3 separate regions of the Homo sapiens genome follow, and regions 1 and 3 are each linked to region 2. The links are chromatin loops, found by intact Hi-C in ENCODE. Cell type or tissue: dorsolateral prefrontal cortex. All regions are shown on one strand. Each heading gives the region's core, and the rest is flanking DNA. Links, peaks and the distances in the headings are about the cores only.

Evidence for each region. Peaks named below come from ENCODE experiments on the same cell type or tissue, not always from the same donor. Only the 100,000 strongest peaks of a DNase experiment are listed, where the experiment ranks them.
Region 1: it touches region 2 in a loop (2.6-fold over the local background); 13 of 110 quality-filtered maps call a loop at or near these places.
Region 3: a loop joins it to region 2, with 8 times the contacts of the local background. A loop is called at or near these places in 26 of 110 quality-filtered maps.

The regions. Positions count from the first base shown.
Region 1 is chr14:76,873,547-76,879,907 of GRCh38, reverse strand. No RefSeq gene overlaps it. Among named protein-coding and RNA genes, the nearest start is that of LRRC74A, 50 kb to the right of the region's middle. In dorsolateral prefrontal cortex, for the core only: CTCF peaks have their summits at 3,527 and 3,730 (motif pointing left); a DNase peak (open chromatin) is centred at 3,727.
Region 2 is chr14:77,149,882-77,156,242 of GRCh38, reverse strand. No RefSeq gene overlaps it. Among named protein-coding and RNA genes, the nearest start is that of ZDHHC22, 11 kb to the right of the region's middle. In dorsolateral prefrontal cortex, for the core only: CTCF peaks have their summits at 3,697, 3,897 (motif pointing left) and 4,746 (motif pointing right); DNase peaks (open chromatin) are centred at 1,582 and 4,742; H3K27ac peaks cover 1,501 bases.
Region 3 is chr14:77,548,355-77,554,715 of GRCh38, reverse strand. SPTLC2 (serine palmitoyltransferase long chain base subunit 2) reads left to right here. Exons shown (of 12, transcript NM_004863.4): 9 at 2,494-2,620. Among named protein-coding and RNA genes, the nearest start is that of ISM2, 53 kb to the right of the region's middle. RefSeq lists an enhancer at 109-368. In dorsolateral prefrontal cortex, for the core only: a CTCF peak has its summit at 3,175 (motif pointing right); no DNase peak of the experiment used is centred there; H3K27ac peaks cover 2,396 bases.

The sequences.
Region 1 (6,361 bases), core at 926-5,925, 280 kb after region 2:
TAGTCTTGGAGACCATGAGATTGATGACTTCTGCCCAGTGTCTCCTACCTCTGATTTCCTCCCAGCTAGACAGAGAGTCCTTGAGTTCTGGTGTGACAGTGACAACCAAAGACTAGAGTGGGGTCCTGTTGGGAGAGTCGGAGTTTAGTGCCTGCCCCCCTCCTTTGTTGTCAATCAGACACTTGGGGCCCACCTGTGCTGTCCTCGCACTGCCCACCCACCCCCACTGTTTTTGGGAAAGACTTTGCGGGGCCACCTTTTTGCTTGGTCACTTTCCAGAACCCCACACTCTGGGCTGTGCACTCACTGGGCTCTCCTCTCAGTCCCCTTTGCTGGGTCTTTCCCTCCTGGCAGTCTTCGTCACGCTGGTGTTCCTCGGGCCTTGGTCCCTTTTCTTCTCTGTCCGCACTCAGACCCTTCGGGACCTCATTTGGCCTCATGGCATTAAATAACATCTACACACACAGCACTCCCAAATACGCACCCTAGTTCACCACCCCCAGCCAAAGCCCACTTTTGGATGTTTTTTTTTTTTAATTTTTGAGACAAGGTCTTGTTCTGTCACCCAGGCTGGAGTGCAGTGGCGTGATCTCAGCTTACTGCAGCCTTGATCTCCTGGGCTTAAGCGATCCTCCCACCTCAGCCTCCTGAGTAGCTGGGAACACAGGAACACACTACCATGCCCAGCTAATTTTTTGATTTTTTTGTAGATACGGGATCTTACTTTGTTGCCCAGACTGGTCTTGAACTCCTGGGCTCAAGCGATCATCCTACTTCAGTCTCCCAAAGTGCTGGGATTACAGGCCACCACACCTGGCCCATTTTTGTATTTCTAATGGCCACCTGACTCCTCTCCACAATACCTAGTAGACTTCCCCAAAGTAATTCCTGATTTTCTTTCTCTCTACCTCCCAACACCCAAATCTATTCCACCAGTGTCTTCTCCATCTCAGGTGATGAAGACTTCATCCTTCCCATTGCTCAGGCCCCAAGCCTCGGGGGCATTCTTGACTCATGTTTCTCCAACAGTCCCTATCCCGTGTGAGGGAATCTTGTCTTCACCTTTAAAATATATCCAGGCTCTGCCCACATTTCATCACCTCCACTGCCTCCACCTTCTTCTCTTGCCTGCATTATTGCAATGGCTTCTCAGTTTATTTTCCTGATTCTCCCTGGGATCCCTAAAGTTGGTTGTCAACACACCAGCCACGGTATTCTCTTAAAAAAAAAAACAGAGATGGGGTCTTGCTATGTTGGCCAGGTTGGTCTTGGCCCAAGCAGTCTTCTCACCTTGGCCTCCCAAAGTGCTAGGATTACAGGCATGAACCACTGTGTCTGGCCCACAGTAACTTTTTTTTTTTTTTTTTTTTTTTTAAAGGACAGAGTTTTGCTCTGTCACCCAGGCTGGAGTGCAGTGGTGTGATCTCAGCTCACTGCAACCTCCATCTCCCAGGTTCAAGCAATTCTCCTCCTTCAGCCTCCTGAGTAGCTGGGATTACAGGTGCCCGCCACCACACCCAGCTAATTTTTGTATTTTTGTAGAGATGGGGTTTCGCCATGTTGGCCAGGCTGGCCTCGAACTCCTGACCTCAAGTGACCCACCTGCCTCAGCCTCCCAAAGCGCTGGGATTACAGGTGTGAGCCACTGTGCCTGACCCACACTATCATTTTAAAAAGGTCTTGGAGTATGCTATGACTCTGCCCTCACCCTGCAGAGCCGTCTCCTTTAGACACCCACGTTCCCTGATGGCCCTCAAGGCCCCACCTGACCTGGCCATGTTCCCTCTGAACTTGCTTGTACCACGCTTGCTCTCCTTCCCTCCATCTGCTCTGGCCACAAGGGACACACCAAAGGGCTCCTGCATGGAGACTTTTCTTCAGCTGTGCCCTCTTAAGTGCTTCCCCCAGATGCCGCGTGGCTTCCCACAAGGCCTGCAAGCCTGCCAGCCTCCTGGCTCTATTTTTCCCCATAGCACTTCTAATATACTGTATGATTCACTTATTTCTTACATTATTGGTCAGTCTTCTCTTGCTAGAATGCAAACTTCACATGAGAGACAGGTTTTGTCTTTTTTTATTCACTGATGTATCCCAAACACCCACACAGCACAGGACACACAGAGAGCCCTTAATAAGTATTTACTGAATGTCAGTGAAGTCATTTACACTTTGGTATAAATAAATGTGCATTCTCCCCCTTTACCCCAGATAATTTGCCTTCTGTTTTTTCCCTACTAATTTCTAGAAGGGGTTATTTCTTGCATCACAGTGCACTTGGGAAAGGCATTTTGGGGCTGTGGGTTTTACAGTCTTTTTTTTCTTTTTCTTTTTTTTTTTTTTGAGACAGAGTCTTGCTGTGTCGCCCAGGCTGGAGTGCAGTGGCACGATCTCGGCTCCCTGCAAGCTCTGCCTCCCAGGTTCACGCCATTCTCCTGCCTCAGCCTCTCCGAGTAGTTGGGACTACAGGCGCCCGCCACCATGCCCGGCTAATTTTTTGTATTTTTAGTAGAGACGAGGTTTCATGGTGGTCTCGATCTCCTGACGTGATCCGCCCGCGTTGGCCTCCCAAAGTGCTGGGATTACTAAGCATGAGGCACCACGCCCGGCCTACAGTCTTGAAATAACACTTAGTAGACTGAAGACCCACTGTGGGGCAAGGACTCAAGGAGAGAGAAGCCCAAAGAACTGCCTCACACTCCTCAAAATCAGAGGGGGTGGGTGGCAGCCTCCTGGGTTTGACAGAGAGGGAAGGAAGGGATAGCATCTCACCCACGTTTATTATGTGACCACAGCTGGCTGCTCCAAGGACAGGGAAGAAGAGAGAGGCGTGGAGAAATAGACAAGCTACTCGCAAGGTTGTAGTTGTATTCAGAAGGTGTCTGGTTGCTTGCCTGGACTTCCCTTCCTGCAGCTACTAGATGTGGCAGGTGGGCCAGAGTTGCTGAGAAGCTAAAAAAACTCAAGCTGCAGGGACCTGCACTGCAGTGAGGCCCCTTCCAAGGCCCTGGGGGGATTTGATGCTTATGGTCTTGTCAGCTTTAAGAAAATGTGTCATTTGTTGTGATTCTTCCCCCTCATTCTAAACATCCACTTTCTATCCCTAACATTGTATTTGTGAATTTGTATTTTTTTCTTTTTTTTTGAGACAAAGTCTCATTCTTGTCCCCCAGGCTGGAGTGCAATGGTGCCATCTCAGCTCACTGCAACCTCTGCCTCCCGGGTTCAAGTGATTCTCCTGCCTCGGTGCCTCCTGCCCCCCAACCCTGAATAGCTGGGATTACAGGTGCCTGCCACCATGCCTGGCTAATTTTTGTATTTTTAGTAGAGACACGGTTTCACCATGTTGGCCAGCCTGGTCTAGAACTCCTGACCTCAGGTGATCCACCCGCCTCTGCCTTCCAAAGTGCTGGGATTACAGGCGTGAGTCACCGCACCTGGCTGTATTTTTTTTTTAAAGAGGGCCCCTAAATTGTATAAGCTCAGCTCCCACAGAACCTGGACGTCGCAGGGAGGCTGAAGGCTATGGCCCAGGCTCCCCTGGTGCAATCTGTGTCACTGAAGCTGGCTGCATTGCTGCTTTTCTGAGGGCACCTAATAAGAATTTGATTTCCCTGAGCCAGTGTGGGGTCCTATTTTCTTCTGTGCATCTCAACTGAGCCTTAGGGAGCTGGGAAAGGCTATGGAGATGGGGTACTTGTGGGGTTGGAGCACCCTCTGCTGGGAAAGCAGAGGTACAGCCGGGAGTGGCTGCACTGAATCAGGGTTGTTAGACACAGGTCAGAAAGCAGGAGGGGCTTGGACTTAGCTCACAGACAAGCCCCTCTTTTGGGGCATGGGCACATTGGAGCACACACACCTCATCTCTGAAATTCAAATGCGAGTATGCTGCTGTGTACATGTGCTCCATTTCCATCCCACCTGGAGGAATACCAACAGGAGTAACCGCAATTCAGTTCTGACACTAACCCCCCTAGGGTTGGCAGCAGACTTTAGTTTTCGGGCTCAGTCCTCCACAAAACTGCCTCTGTTTCAGTACCAGCTGCAAGTTGGGCACCCAGACCACCTGCACTTCTGACCAGCCAGCTACAAATTTGAGCATCCCCACTGCTTCCCCAGTTTTGATAATTTGCTGGAATGACTCAAAGCTCACTGAAAGCACGATACTGTGCTTATAAAATCACAGCTTTATTACAAAGATACAGCTCGGGAACAGGCACACGAACAGTGACAGAGGGCAAGGTCTGGGAGGGAGCACAGAGCTTCCATGTTCTCTTCCCATGGAATCAGGGATCGCCAGCCTCTGGCATCTCAATGTGTTCACCAACCAGGGAGTTCTGCAGAGCCTCAGTGTGCAGAGTATTTACTGGGGTTTCATTGCCTAGGCTTGCTTGAGTGAACACTGGCCACATGACTAAACTCAATCTCCAGCCCCCTCTCTCCTTCCTGGAAGTCTATTGGCCAAAAGTACCAACCTCTAATCCTGTGGGTGGTCTTTCTGGTGACCAGCACCTGCCTAAAGTGATCTAGGGGTCCACCCTGAGCCACCTCTTTAGCATAACAAAGATTTTCATCTCTCAGGAAATTACAAGGGTTTTGAAGCTCTGTGCCAAGAACCGGGAAGAAGACCAACTATATTCTTTATCATCAAATAACACATCCACACAAGCACAAATCATGTCTCAGGTAGCCTGGACCCCACAGCATTTAGCCAGTCACTCTGTTTCATCCACAGACTGCCTAGGGTGGTGGCAACACAAGCCAAAGCCCTCTGAGGGTTCCCTGGATGACCTTCCATAAAAGGAGCTCCCGGGCCTGGGGCAGCCTCACCCCAGCTGCCCTTGGGTTCCCTCCCCTCCAGGACACCTGCTTCTTGAAGAATGGTTCAAGGCCACTGGGCAGGAGTTCGTGTTTAGGGCACAGGCTGGCCTTGCCAGTCATTGTGTTCTTTTGTTTAAAACAAAACAAAACAAATCCCAAGCCCCCACTTGGCAAGGCAGGCCTGGTCGCCTGAGGACACCACAGCTGCCACCATAGTCAGACACCAGAGGCTGCAGTTTGCATCGTGAACCTGCAGGCCCGGGACCATGAATGACACCCTGCACCGTTACCACTGCTGCCCCGGGAACTCCACTGAACTTCAACGTTGCAGCTACCACAGGGAATTCTCTGTAGCCCTTGGTTCTTTGGTGCCAGCTCCTGTATTTGGAGTGGCTATCTGGGTAGGCATAATCCTATGTCCCAGCTGCCTTCCCCAACACTTGTAAGGTAGGGCATTTTTCAGCCCAGGTGGGAAGCCAAAAAAAAAAAAAAAATGCCGGATGTCTCTCTGTCTCCTGTTCTTTCAGGCCTATGATACTGCGCTGCCCACACCACACCCCCCAGTGCTGCTGGCCCCTGGTCTTCCCACCCCACCCTCCAAGACCATGGACAAATTCTTCTGTTTTAATGCCAGCCTGAAGCCATGGCCTGAGATTGGAACACCCCCCATGGTATTTCCAACACCTATTAGTTGGGTGTTTCAAAGATAGCTGTTCAGTTTGGTCCCTCCTGTGCTCTGCTGGTCCTCCAGCTCCCCATACCTCTCCCTCTCAGGAGTGGAACACCACTGTAAGGAGGGCATGCTTATATTAGGCACTTACTGTATGCCAGGCCTTGGGCTTGGTGTTTCATGTGTGTGATTTCATTAAATCTTCACAGCCATGTTCTCTGATGGCCTTCAAGCCCCCACCTGACCTGAACACATTCCCTCTGAACTCACTTCCACCATGCTTTCCTTCTTTCCATCTGCTCCAGCCACAGAGGACACACCCTATAGAGGAGGTGGTACCACTAACATTCCTGTTTACAGATGAGCAAACTGAGATTCAGAGAGGATAAATGAATTGCTCAGAGTCAGAGATGGTAATTGGTGAAGCCAAACAGAATTCAAACCCAGGAGTGTCAAATGCCAGAATTCGCAGGCTTAATCCCTTCATAGTTCTAGTACACAGATATCCACACTCCGCTTCTCCCACCTGCTCCCAGCACAATTTCTGAGCCATGCAGCTGGTGGGGAGAGGGCATCAACTTGCCCTTGAGAATTTGGCCACACAGAGCACCATCTCAGCCTTCGCCGCCTTCCGTTAGCCAGTCCAGCCTGGCAGAGGGGCGGGGAGGCAACGTGGCTAAGCCCTCAGGGAGCCACAGCTGTATTGCCAGGGCCTGGATCTTGGCGTTGCTACTTACTGGCTGGGGCACCTTGGGCAAAATGCTTAAATTCTCCACACGCCCCCCTCCGCCCCCGTTTCCCTGGCTGCAAAATGGGGATTCTACAGTGCTCACTATGCAGAATCACTGTAAGGATGCTAGGAGTGAGTGCATG
Region 2 (6,361 bases), core at 851-5,850:
ATGGGAGGCTGAGGCATGAGAATCACTTGAACCTGGGAGGCAGAGGTTGCAGTGAGCTGAGATTGTGCCATTGTACTCCAGCCTGGGCAACAAGAGCGAAACTCTGTCTTAAAAAAAAAAAACAAAAAACAACCTATAATGCAATATGTAAAAGAAAACTCCACGTTTGCCTGACTTCAAAGTTCAAACCCTTAACCTTAAGAGAGGACTGCCAGAGGAATTTGGACTAAGGTGTGCAGGTGAGTGCTTGTGTGCGTGTGCATGCATGTGTCTGTGTGAGTGTGCATCTGTGCATGTATGTGTCAGTACAGGTGTGCTTGTGTGTATGAGTGGGCATGTAGAAGCAAGTGTATGCATATAAACTTTCAGAAATCCAGCTTCTGGTCCCCAAGTCCTATTTCCAGGAGGTGAGCCATGATAACCTTAACCCCAAACTATCCTCCCACGCTCTGCCCTTCTCTCTGTCTCAGATAGATGGCTGAATGGAACCACAGGGGAGGGAAGCATGGGAAGTGTGAGTGGGCTACCCAGACAGGCCTCCTAGCACAGGACTCCACTCCGTGGAGCCAGCTCTGCTAGGGGAGAAGATGCCCTTCCCCTTTCCCTTTCTCTCCCCTCCGCGCCACTCCCACCCCAGGCCCCAAAAGTTCTCAGCACTACCCTGATCTAGCAGCTTGGGACTGTGGGGTGGGGAGGGGGGAAGACAGGACTGGAGCTGAGCAGGCAGGGCACCAAGGGGAGGAGGTGGGGAACTGAAGGTTGCCTTTGCTGAGTAGAGGGATGATTTTTTGGGGCTTGGAGAGGTTGGAGAGAGGGCAGAGCCAGGGTGCCTGGAGATCAAGTTTGGGGGTGATGGTGAAACTGCCTGGGGAGTATGGGGACAGAGAGGGCAAGTGGAGCAGGCAGTGGTGCCTATAGCTCTTGGTCTCACGTGACCCCCTTAAACCACAGGCCAGGGTACATGGTTTGCTGCTAATTTTACCAGCAGGGTCAGATTTTCCGTCCCTGCTCCAAAATTATCCCTGAAAAGCTGGCAGGGACAGCCAATGCTGTGCACATTCTCTTGCCCCCAAATGTCTCCTCCCACATCTGGTAGCTTGCTTGAAATTCCACCCTCAGAATCCCACATGGGGTTCCAGTCCCAGGTCTGCCACCTACAAGCTGGGTGACCTGGACCAACTACCAACTACCAACTACCTAGCGGCTCTCAGGCTCAGGGCTTGATCTGTCAAATGCGGATGAGGGTGCAGGGCTGCTGTGAAGGTCCGTGGAAAAATACCTGCAAGACTCAATCAGTGTTAATGCCCCATTCCCCCTCCACACCTAGGGTGTCTGAGGGCTCCAGACCCAATCTTACAGGAAGAGGTAATGAGCAGGGAAATGAGTATTTTAAAGGGTGGGAGCAGAGAAGAAGTTGAGATGAGGGGCCTCAGCTCCTGAAAGGTGTCTCCTAAGCAGGAAAGAGAAGGCGGTGGCAGGTCAGGAAAATACATTTAGCAGCATCATAGAAATCTCTGCCCAGCTCACCAAGGCAACCGCCGCCTGTCCCTGCTGTGCAGCTGCCGCTGTCGCGGGGCCTCCCCCTCATTTCTCCCCTAGCTTTAACTTTAGCCAGATTCCACCCTAGAAAGGGAGGAGGCAGAGATGGGTGCACAGAGGGCTTTGTCTCAGTGCTGTGGGAGGAGATGCTATACATGGACCGGGAGGAATAGGACTGGAGGCAGCTGAGCACATCAGGGATTATAGGATAAGGGTTGGCAATGATGATAAGTACAATAGAACACAAATGTCATTTATATGCAGAGAGGAAATTACCCCATTACAGTATTTGTGTAATCCTTGTTCTGTGGTGTTATGGTTATTAGGTTATTTTATTTTCCTGCTTAATTTATGCTGGGGAGACTGCTAGGTAGAGATGTTCCCTGTAGGAAGGAGATGTCCCCTCATAGGCAAGATGTAGTAGAGAATTCTCATGGTTCCTCAATTCCCATTCTCCTCTTCTTCTCTAGGAATTGGACCTACAATTTTTAGCTAAGCACAGGGCCACCTGGAATAAAGACTCATCTGCTGACCTTCTTTGCATCTAGATATGGTCATGTGGCTAAATTCTAACCAATGGGAGACAAAGAGAAGTACCACAAGTAATTTCCAGGGGGTATCCTAAGAGAAAGAAGGTATGCCCTTGCTCATACTTTTTTTCCTACTTCCTGCTGATGGATGTTGAATCAATGGCTGGAGCATGAGAAGCTATTTTGGGCCATGAGGTAGAGGCTGCGTACTAAGAATTGAGGAGGAAATGATAGAAAAGGAGCCTGGGCCCTGATGTGATGAAGGACTTTGCCAGCCCTGGGCTAACACCTCCATCGTGAAGATGAAGACCACATCTGAGGGATGACCGAACAGGGAACTGGAAAGAGCCTGGGTCCCTCCTGGCACTGTAGAGTGGCCACATTAGCTCTGGAATGCCTGCCTCTGAACTTCATTTACATTAGAAGGAACTGCAGGTCTAGCTCATTTAAGCCACTGCTACTTTGGATTTCTTGTTTCTTCACAGCTGTGTCAAATTGTAAGTGAAATCCATAGCAAGTTTGTTCTAGGCTTCCCTGACCCATATGAGACAGGCAGAAAAGAGCCCAGCTGAGCTTCTCTTCTACAACTTGGAGTGAGCTGCAATGGTGGGGGCCAAGGATAGTGTCCAGTCATTAAATGTCCTAGGAACTAGGAAGGCAGGAACTGGGTAAGGTCTCTTTCTCCCCCGGGGTCCCAGAGGAATGGGATAAAGCCTAGCTTTATCAAGAAACAAGAAACAAGATGGCAACTACACTAACTTTTTGCCCCCATGGGACTGTAAGCAACTTGAGGCTAGAGATTAGTATAGACCCCAGCACATAGTAAATGCTTACTAGTATGTATTGACTGGCTAATGGATGAACTATACTAAGGAGCTTGGATCAGAGGCTGAAGAGGTCAAAGTAACCCCTTGGGATAGAGTAGCAGCGGAGAGCCAGGAGAGAGATCCCTTATGGGAAGGTGACTCGGGGGAGTGTTGTGACAAGGCAGCACCACGTGGTCTGTGGCACACCCTTCCCACAATAATGCAGCATATCCTCTCTGGGTAAGGAGGACACTCATGGATGCAGTGCTTTATAGCTAGCCATTCTTGGTCATGTTCAGAATAGCATTTGTTCCTTGCAACCCCAAGGGCAGGGATTATTACTGCACTCTTTTCAGAAAGGAAAAGTAGGGCCCAGAACTTTGAGGTCACTTGCATAAGACCATTCGAAAGAAATGCAGGAGCGGCTGGGCGTGGTGGCTCACACCTGTAATCCCAGCACTTTGGGAGGCCGAGGCGGGCGGATCACCTGAGGTCAGGAATTCAAGACCAGTCTGGCTAATATGGTGAAACCCCATTTCTACTAAAAATACAAAAAAATTAGTTGGGCGTGGTGGCATGTGCCTGTAATCCCAGCTACTCGGCTGAGGCAGGAGAATCACTTGAACTCAGGAGATGAAGGTTGCAATGCCGAGATTGCACCATTGCACTCCAGCTTGGGCAACAAGAGTGAAACTGTCTCAAAAAAAAAAAAATGCAGGAGCTGGGTCTTGAACCCAGGATTTCCCATTACAAACATCACCTTTGTTGGAATAAAGGATGCAGCTGGGGCTTTCTGGTGCTAATGCCACTCTCCTCTGAACTCCCCAGCCCAACTCTGAGACTCTGAGGCAATCGATGAAGGGGTGAGACAAGGGAGGGAAAGGGTGTCAGGCAACCTCTCAGCAGTTTGGAGGGCTGGTAGAGAGATGCACCCAGCACTGCAAATAGCCCAAACAGTATATTTGTACAGAAAAGGGGTGTCCTTAACTCAAGATACTTTACTGCCATCTACTGGAAAATTATTATAATAATTATCCAAATATACATGTGTGAAAATGAGGTCCCTGGAATTGTAAAGTGTAGAACCTGAACAACTGTACAAGGCAGCCCTAGATGCAACTTCTCTTGCCTGAAAGAATGAAAAAAGAGAGGACCCTTGCCACCAGGGTGGCTCAAATCCTGCCCTCTTCTTTCCCACCTGGGAGTACCTGGTTTACACAGAGGGTCTGTGGTAGTCTAGCTCCTGTAGTTTCACCATCTAGGGCCCTGTAGAATCTATTCATCCTTCCATCCACTCTATGAACATGCCCTGAGTGTGTCCTCTGGTTCAGGTCCTTATCTGCATTCCTGCCATTTCCTAGCTGCGAGCTCTTGGATATTTTCCTGAGCCACTGTCTCCTTTCATATAAGATAAAGGTATCTCTCCTGGCCATTTGAGACCTACATGAGACAATGTACAGCACAGAGCTGAGCCCACCGGGTGGTCACCTTCTTTTCCACCTTTAGGCCCTGGCTAGAAACTGTGCTGGCTGGGAGGGCGCAGGGATCCCTGATCCCAAGAGGGGCTGAACAGTTGGGGTCGTGGGGATTGGACCTTGCAGGTTTCATTTACCTGCAGGAATAGGGTTGCAGACTGTTGCTTGAACAGGCCCCTGGAGATTTCCATTAGGGCTAAAAGCAGGGCCGTCCAACCCTTTGAGTTTCAGTTTTCTCATCTATAAGATGAAGCCAGCCATATTTACTTTGAACCATAATTGAGGGGATTGAAATGCAGGAAGAAAAGGTCTACCACAATGCCAGAAACGAGGTAAACACAAAATAAATTATAGCTACAATTGCAATCGTGGGCTCCAGGGGGCGTCTGGGGCTGGCTGAAGGATGCCATTCTCTACCATCCAACTCCCAGCCTCTGTGGGGGATTGGAAAAGCAGGTCCCGGAGCTGGTGAGAAGGCAGGTTACAAGCCCCTCACTCCTTAAGTGGGAAGGAAGCTGGCACAAACTTTCTGGAGGATGGTTTGGCAATAGGGATCCTTTTGACCCAGCCATTCCACTTCTTGGAATTCAGCCAAGGAAATAATCACAGGGTCCCATAGAGTTGTTTGTGTTAGGACGTTCATTGCAATGTTGCTAATAATAGTGAGAAATTGGAAATAATCTAAAGTTAGAGATGCACTCAACACACATTTTGGCTGAACACCAGATGGTCAATTGTTACAATCCGTATTCAGCCGAAGCCCAAGCCAATGCCTTTGATAAAGGAGTACATCTAAAATTTTATCAGAGATTCTCTGTGATGACAGTTTCCTTATTGGTGCATTTCACTGTCAGTATTTAACAGTTTAATGTTATAGTGCAAGAACAACATTTTCTTAGTGCTAGCAGTAGCGAGATTGCTCCTGTATCATGTATTATGTAATGTTTGTGTTAATAAATTGGTGCTTACTTTTGACTGAATGGCAGAGGAGTGTGATGCCTCACTTGTTCTAATAATTTTTTCTTGGCCAGGCGCGGTGGCTCACGCCTGTAATTCCGGCACTCTGGGAGGCCGAGGTGGGTGGATCACCTGAAGGCAGGAGTTCAAGACCAGCCTGGGCAACATGGCGAAACCCCATCTCTACTAAAAATACAAAAAATTAGCTGGGCGTGGTGGTGGGCACCTATAGTCCCAGCTACTTGGGAGGCTGGGGCAAGAAAATCGCTTGAACCCGGGAGGCAAAGGTTGCAGTGAGCCGAGATCATGCCACTGCCCTCCAGCAGAGAGAGACTCCGTCTCAAATAATAATAACGATAATAGTTTTTCTTTTTTTCATATTCTTTATATTCCATACTGAGTTAAATATAATTTACCATAGATATTGTTATTAATATATGTGATTTTGGAGGTTTCCCTATTTATGAAATTATGAGGTTGGTTAAGCTGAGATTCTGTTTTTATTTTATCTTTATAAGATATAAAGAGTTACAAATAGGGCTTAAAAAAAGATTCATGGCTTACATAGAATAAAGTAACTAAAAATGGAATACAGTTTTAAAAGGTTATTTTGTTTAGTGCCATGAATATTAGTATCCCAAACAATTCTACACAGATTAGAACTCTGATATAATCTAATCCATATTATTCTCCTTCATATTATTATTTTAATTTTTTTGTTGTTGTTGCCTCAAAATGTATCTTTAAGCCAGATGTAGTGACTGAAGACTGTAATACCAGCTACTTGGGAGGCTGAGGCAGGAGGATTCCTTGAACCCAGGAGTTCTAGGCTTCAGTGAGCTATGATAGTGCCACTGTACTTTAGCCTAGGGGTGACAGAGTGAGACCCTGTCTCTAAAAAAATTTAAAAATGTTTTCAAGTCTTTAAAAAGTATCTTTTAAAAGTATCTAGCTGACATATTTTTCAAAATTTGTATTAGCTATGTGTTTCCTTCTAAATCTGAATACTTAAAAGCTCTCAATAATTATTTCCGTACATAAAAGGGACAATGTT
Region 3 (6,361 bases), core at 728-5,727, 400 kb before region 2:
AGAGGCCTGGGTCTGAATATTTCTCGGCTTACTTTGTTAGACCTCAGGGAAAACATTTAACCTCCCAGTTTCCTTGTCAGTAAAATGGAGATAAATATGCCCAGCTTGTAAGATTGTAGTAAGGGTTTAAAAAGTAATATATGTCCATGCTACAACGTGGGTGCACCTTAAAAACATTATGGTAAGTGAAAAAAGTCACAAAAAGTCACATATTGCATGTTTTAAAATATGTGATACCTAGAATAAGCATAGAAACAGAAAGTAGATTAGTAGTTGCCGGAGGCGGAGGGGATAGGGAAATGGAAAGTGAATGCTAATGGGTATGAGGTTTCCTTTCAGGGTTATGGAAATGTTCTAAAATTAGTGGTAAAAGTGGCACAACTCTGGATATACTAAAAACCACTGAATTGTGCTTTAAAACGGTGAATTCTGTGTATGTGGCTTATATCACAATGAAGCTGTTATTTTTAAACGTTGATTGCAATGTTAGGGAAAAAATAATGTATGTCAGGTATTTGTATATGGCACAGAGGAGGTGCTCATAAATGTTCTTAATTTTGCTTCACCACTCAATATTCGGAGTATTAAAGAATGGTTATGCTGGGCACAGTAGCTCACACCTGTAATCCCAGCACTTTGAGAGGCTGAAGTGGGAGGATTACTTGAGCCCAGGAGTTCAATACCAGCTGGGCAACATAGTGAGACTTCATCTCTACAAAAAAGTAAAAAAATTAGCTGGGTGTGGTGGTGGCACATGCCTGTAGTCCCAACTATGGGGGAGGCTGAGATGAGAGGATTGCTTGAGCCTGGGAGATCAAGGATGCAGTGAGCCGTGATTACACCACTGCATTGCAGCCTGGGCAACAGAGCAAGACCCTATCACAGAAAAAAAGGTCATTCTTTTAATACTTGATTGCCTGTTAGAGAGAACTCATTTTCAGTGACTTTTAATCAGCTTTGATAGATTTTTTTTTTTTTTTTTTTTTGAGACCAAGCCTTACTCCATTGCCAGGCTGGAGTTCAGTGGCACAATCTTGGCTCACTGCAACCTCCGCCTCCTGGGATCAAGCGATTCTCCTGCCTCAGCCTCCCAAGTAGCTGGGACTACAGGCACGTGCCACCATGCCCAGCTAATTTTTTGTATTTTTAGTAGAGACAGGGTTTCACCGTGTTGGCCAGGATGGTCTCGATCTCTTGACCTCGTGATCTGCCCGCCTCGGCCTCCCAAAGTACTAGGATTACAGGTGTGAGCCACTGCACCTGGCCAGGTTTGATAGATTTTTATCTCAAATATTACCTTTTTGTTAATGGGACCAGGCTCACTTTGGAGAGTTGTTTTTTAGTAAGCTTTGTGGCTGTGAACCAAAGGATAGAAAAATAATACTCTGGGAGATCATTAAAGTACAATATATTTGTGCTTTTGGTTTTTTTAGTACAATTTTTAATATTTTTGAGATAAAACTGTTTCATAGCCACATTTGTGTCCCCCTAATTTGTTCTGGTACATAAGCTTCTTGTGTGTGCATTTTAAAGATTTGGTGAAATTAAAAGATATCAGAGAATAGGGATATACAATTAAGTTTTTTTGAAATCCTTGTAAATGACAGAGTTTTACTTTATTCAGTGAGATGTCATTGGCATTTTAATAAAATACCTTGTAAGTTTCTATTTCACATTTATATCATTTTATACATTTCTGCATATCTGGAGGAAGTTCTAATGCTCTTAAAGTTGATGTTAGAGAACTGTTATTTAGGGGTAGAAGGATGGGCTTTATAGGCACACAGAGCTGCAGATGACATTTTCTGTGATACTTGGAATTAAATCATTATATCTAAAAAGCAATCCAAACACCTTGTTTAATTCAGCTGTGTTCATTTATTTTTAACTTTTTTTTTTTTTTTTTTTTTAAGACGGAGTCTCACTCTGTCCCCCAGGCTGGAGTGCAATGGCGCAATCTCAGCTCACTGCAACCTCCGTCTCCTAGGTTCAAGCGATTCTCCTGCCTCAGCCTCCCAAGTAGCTGGGATTATAGGTGCCCGCCTCCACGCACAGCTGATTTTTGTATTTTTAGTAGAGATGGGGTTTCACCATGTTGGTCAGGCCAGTCTTGAACTCCTGACCTCAGTAGATCCACCCACCTTGGCCTCCCAAACTGCTGGGATTACAGGCATGAGCCACCATGCACGGCCATATTTCTAACTTTAAATGATACATTCTCCAAATTTAGAGGGGTTGTTTTAAAACTAGTTTTTCTCTTATGTTGTTCCATGTTTAAAAAACAAAACCAAACCTAAGAACTTTGCCATGTTTCTGACCCAGTTGTTGCCAGCGGTATGCTTCGACCATGTTGGTTGACCTTGTATCTCAGATTAGTGTCCCTATTCCAGTGCCATTGAAGTGAGGAGTCCTCTAGAACTTAGAAGGAAAGGACTGACATTGCCGGTGAATGCAAGAATTGTCTCTACTTATCTGCCTCTGTGAACTCCCCAGGAGCTGATAGACTACCTGCGAACACATTCTCATAGTGCAGTGTATGCCACGTCATTGTCACCTCCTGTAGTGGAGCAGATCATCACCTCCATGAAGTGCATCATGGGGCAGGATGGCACCAGCCTTGGTAAGTCTTTCTTTTCTTGAAACATTGCATAAGTCCACCTAGCAGCCAAACGTGCTGTTTTTCTTGAGCTTTTTTCCTAAAATAAATAGTCAGGTTTACTAATAGGCAGAGCTGGCTGGTGTGTGGTTTCCATGGACACTTTTTTAGTGTGTTTGATACATATGCCATGAGAACGACCCTGGCTCACTTTCTATGGAATTTTCTTGTTTATAGATGGGAGGCTTTACTCTTACTATCCTACATACCCTCTTAACTCAGAGGTAATATACCTTCGAGGTTTTTCTTGAATTACATAATTTTATGTGAAGGTATAATTCACTGTTAGTGATGTTTCATTAACAGCATAGTTAAGAGCTGCTGTTTTCATAAATTAGTATTCCTGATTTAATGCCTTTTTAAAGAGTTTCTACTTTCATATACGGTAGATAATAAATGACATCCTGAATCAGTTTATTTTGTCTTTGATGGGATTTGTAGTCCCAACTAGATGCCTTGATTTAAACATACTACTGTGAACAGTGAAGTTCAGTGTTCACTTTCTGACATTTGACTTTTATTCTGCAACACCAGAGGGCAGTATTGACTGCAGAACAGTGGTACTAAAAGGGGAGCAACTGGGTGTCTGTCTTTACTTTAAAAAATATTTTCATTGCATGTATGAGACAATAATTTCACTTGTCGCTTTTTTTTTTTTTTTTTTTTTTTGAGACGGAGTCTCACTCTGTCACCCAGGCTGGAGTGCAGTGGTGTGATCTTGGCTCACTGCAAGCTCTGCCTCCCGGGTTCACACCATTCTGCCTCAGCCTCCCGAGTAGCTGGGACTACAGGCGCCCGCCACCACGCCCGGCTAATTTTTTTGTATTTTTAATAGAGACGGGATTTCACCGCATTAGCCAGGATGGTCTCGATCTCCTGACCTCGTGATCCGCCCTCCTCGGGCTCCCAAAGTGCTGGGATTACAGGCGTGAGCCACCGTGCCCGGCCCAGTTGTTGCTTTTTTAATGCTTGTAAAGTCAGTTTGGCATTTGTAAAAGATTTCACATTATCAGCCATGAGCTCTCCACTCTACAGTTATGTAATACTTTATTGTAAGATTGATTTGGCTTGCATCGAATAAAGTGGCACATCTGATTTTGGTTGGTTTAAGACTGTTTTCTTTCTTTCTTTTTTTTTTTTTCTGGTTTTTGTTTTTGAGACAGAGTCTTGCTCTGTCTCCCGGGCTGGAGTGTAGTGGTGCGATCTCAGCTCACAGCAACCTCCGCTTCCCAGGTTCACATGATTCTCCTGTTTCAGCCTCCCAAGTAGCTGGGACCACAGGAGTCTGCCACCACACCTGGCCATTTTTTTTGTATTTTTTGTAGAGATGGGGTTTCACCATGTTGCCCAGGTTGGTCTTGAACCCCTGGGCTCAAGCAGTCTGCCTGCCTTGGCCTTCCAACGTGCTGGAATTACAGCTGTGAGCCACCACACCCAGCTGACTGTTTTCTTTTCTTTTCTTTTCCTTTCCTTTTCTTTCTTTTGAGATGGAGTTTTGCTCTTGTTGCTCAGGCTGGAGTGCAATGGCATGATCTTGGCTCACCACAATCTCTGCCTCCCAGGTTCAAGCGATTCTCCTGCCTCAGCCTTCCCGAGTAGCTGGGATTACAGGCATGCGCCACCACACCCGGCTAATTTTGTATGTTTAGTAGAGACCGGGTTTCTCCGTGTTGGTCAGGCTGGTCTCGAACTCCCGACCTCAGGTGACCTGCCTGCCTTGACTTCCCAAAATGCTGGGATTACAGGCGTAAGCCACCGCGCCCAGTCGACTGTTTTCTTAAATCAGAATTTTACCTTAACATTTTTTCTGATCTGTGCTAGATCCTTGTTATCTCTAATGAGAGATTTTTGGAAATAGTGAAATGTGATCATTTTCAGTTTTGTGAATTAATTCCTTGAAGAAGTTGTTTTATTAATGTTGCAAACACATAGTGGAGCCTGTGAATAGCTCCCTGTTAATAACAGCTATATCTCCTCTCCTTCTGATGTGGTGTTAGTGGAAACTGTGTGTGAATCTGAGAGACAGACATATATACACACATATATATACATACAGCTAGCATTTCTCTAGGTACTTCACATAGGCACACTTACCTTACTGATTCAGCACACAGGTTTAGGTGACTAAGAAATGGCTAAGAGCTATCAAAGTTAACATTGGATAATTTATTTGCCCTGTTCCAGAACATGGATCTGTGTGACACATTACCCCCAGATAAATGACTTATCTGTACTAAATGATGAAATCTGGGCTGTGCTAGTAGTGAGAAAATGAAACATGGTAATTATATATAGGCTTTGGATCAGCACAAGTTTTCTAGTTTTTGCCTCTAGCCACCCCCAAAGCTTAGTGATGTGACACAACAGCCATCTGATTATGCTCACAGATGCCACAGGTCAAGAATTCGGTCAGGGCACAGCAGGGATGACTTGTCTTTGCTCTGTTGTCTGGGGCTGGCCTGGAAGACTCAAGTGTCTGGAAAGACTGAGATGGTTGGTGGTTGGGATCATCTGGAAGCTTTTCCACTCACATGTCACCTGGGCTGGAGTGACTTGGAGCCAGGCTCAGCTGAGGCTGTTGACCAGAGCACCTTCATGCATGTATCTTTTCAATGTGGCTTAGGCTCCTCATGACATCGTGACTGTGTACCCAGAAAGGATGCTTCAGAGAGCAAGCATTCCAAAGAACCTGGCGGAAACCCCATGACCTTTTCTGACCTGTTGTTAACAAGCAGGTCACTAAGGCCATCCCGGATTGAAGGGGTGGGGAACTAGATTCCACCTCCCCAGTGGAGGCATGTCAAAGAATTTGTGGCTGGTTTTTTTTTTTTTGAGATGCAGTCTCAAGGAGAAGTACCATGCTTTTTTAAACAACCAGATCTTGGGAGAACTCAGAGCGAGAACTCACTCATTACCCAAGGATGGCAGCAAGCCATTCACGAGGATCCTCCCCATGATCCACACACCTCCCACCAGGCCCTACCTCCGTCATTGGGGATCACATTCCATCCTGAGATGGACAAACATCCAAACCATGTCAGTGAATATATTACATTTATCATTAAAACTTTGTTATTGTTGGATTCCAGAGTACATTAAGTACCTGGTATTGAAAGTAAGGCTTAAACATGTATATGTGGTTGCTTATTGTTAAATGTTTTCATCTTTTTGTGTGAAGAAATGTTGCTCTTTGGTGAGAGTACAGAGCCTTCAGAAAAGCTGCAGCATGTAAGGGAAGGTGAGATCCAGTTTCCACACGACTTTGTGAGCGCTCCTTTCCCCTTCCTCCCAACTTTTTCCGCATTTCCCCTCCAGTTTCTATCCTTTTCCCAAGGAAGAACAGGACATATGACTAGGTTGACAGATCTTGAAAGGCAACTTCACTAGGATCTCAGGTGAGATAATAATGAATGGGAATTGTGCTGCCAGGATGCCTGTACCTGGAGTGGGAATACTGAGCACAGGCCAGGGAGTAGAAAAAATGAGGCCTAGGAAATTCTGTTAAATTCCACTAGACATTTGAAATTCTAACTTTTACTTTACACATCACTAATCCGTGTCCACTAATGGAAATTTAGCTGTAGTATCTACATACGAATCAAGGCAAAGTGTTTGACCAAATCAACTAAAATTTTGCTTTTCCATTTTCCAGAGCTGTGCTTTGATGTATTTTATTTCTGTCCAAAGGTGTAGTTAATAATAACA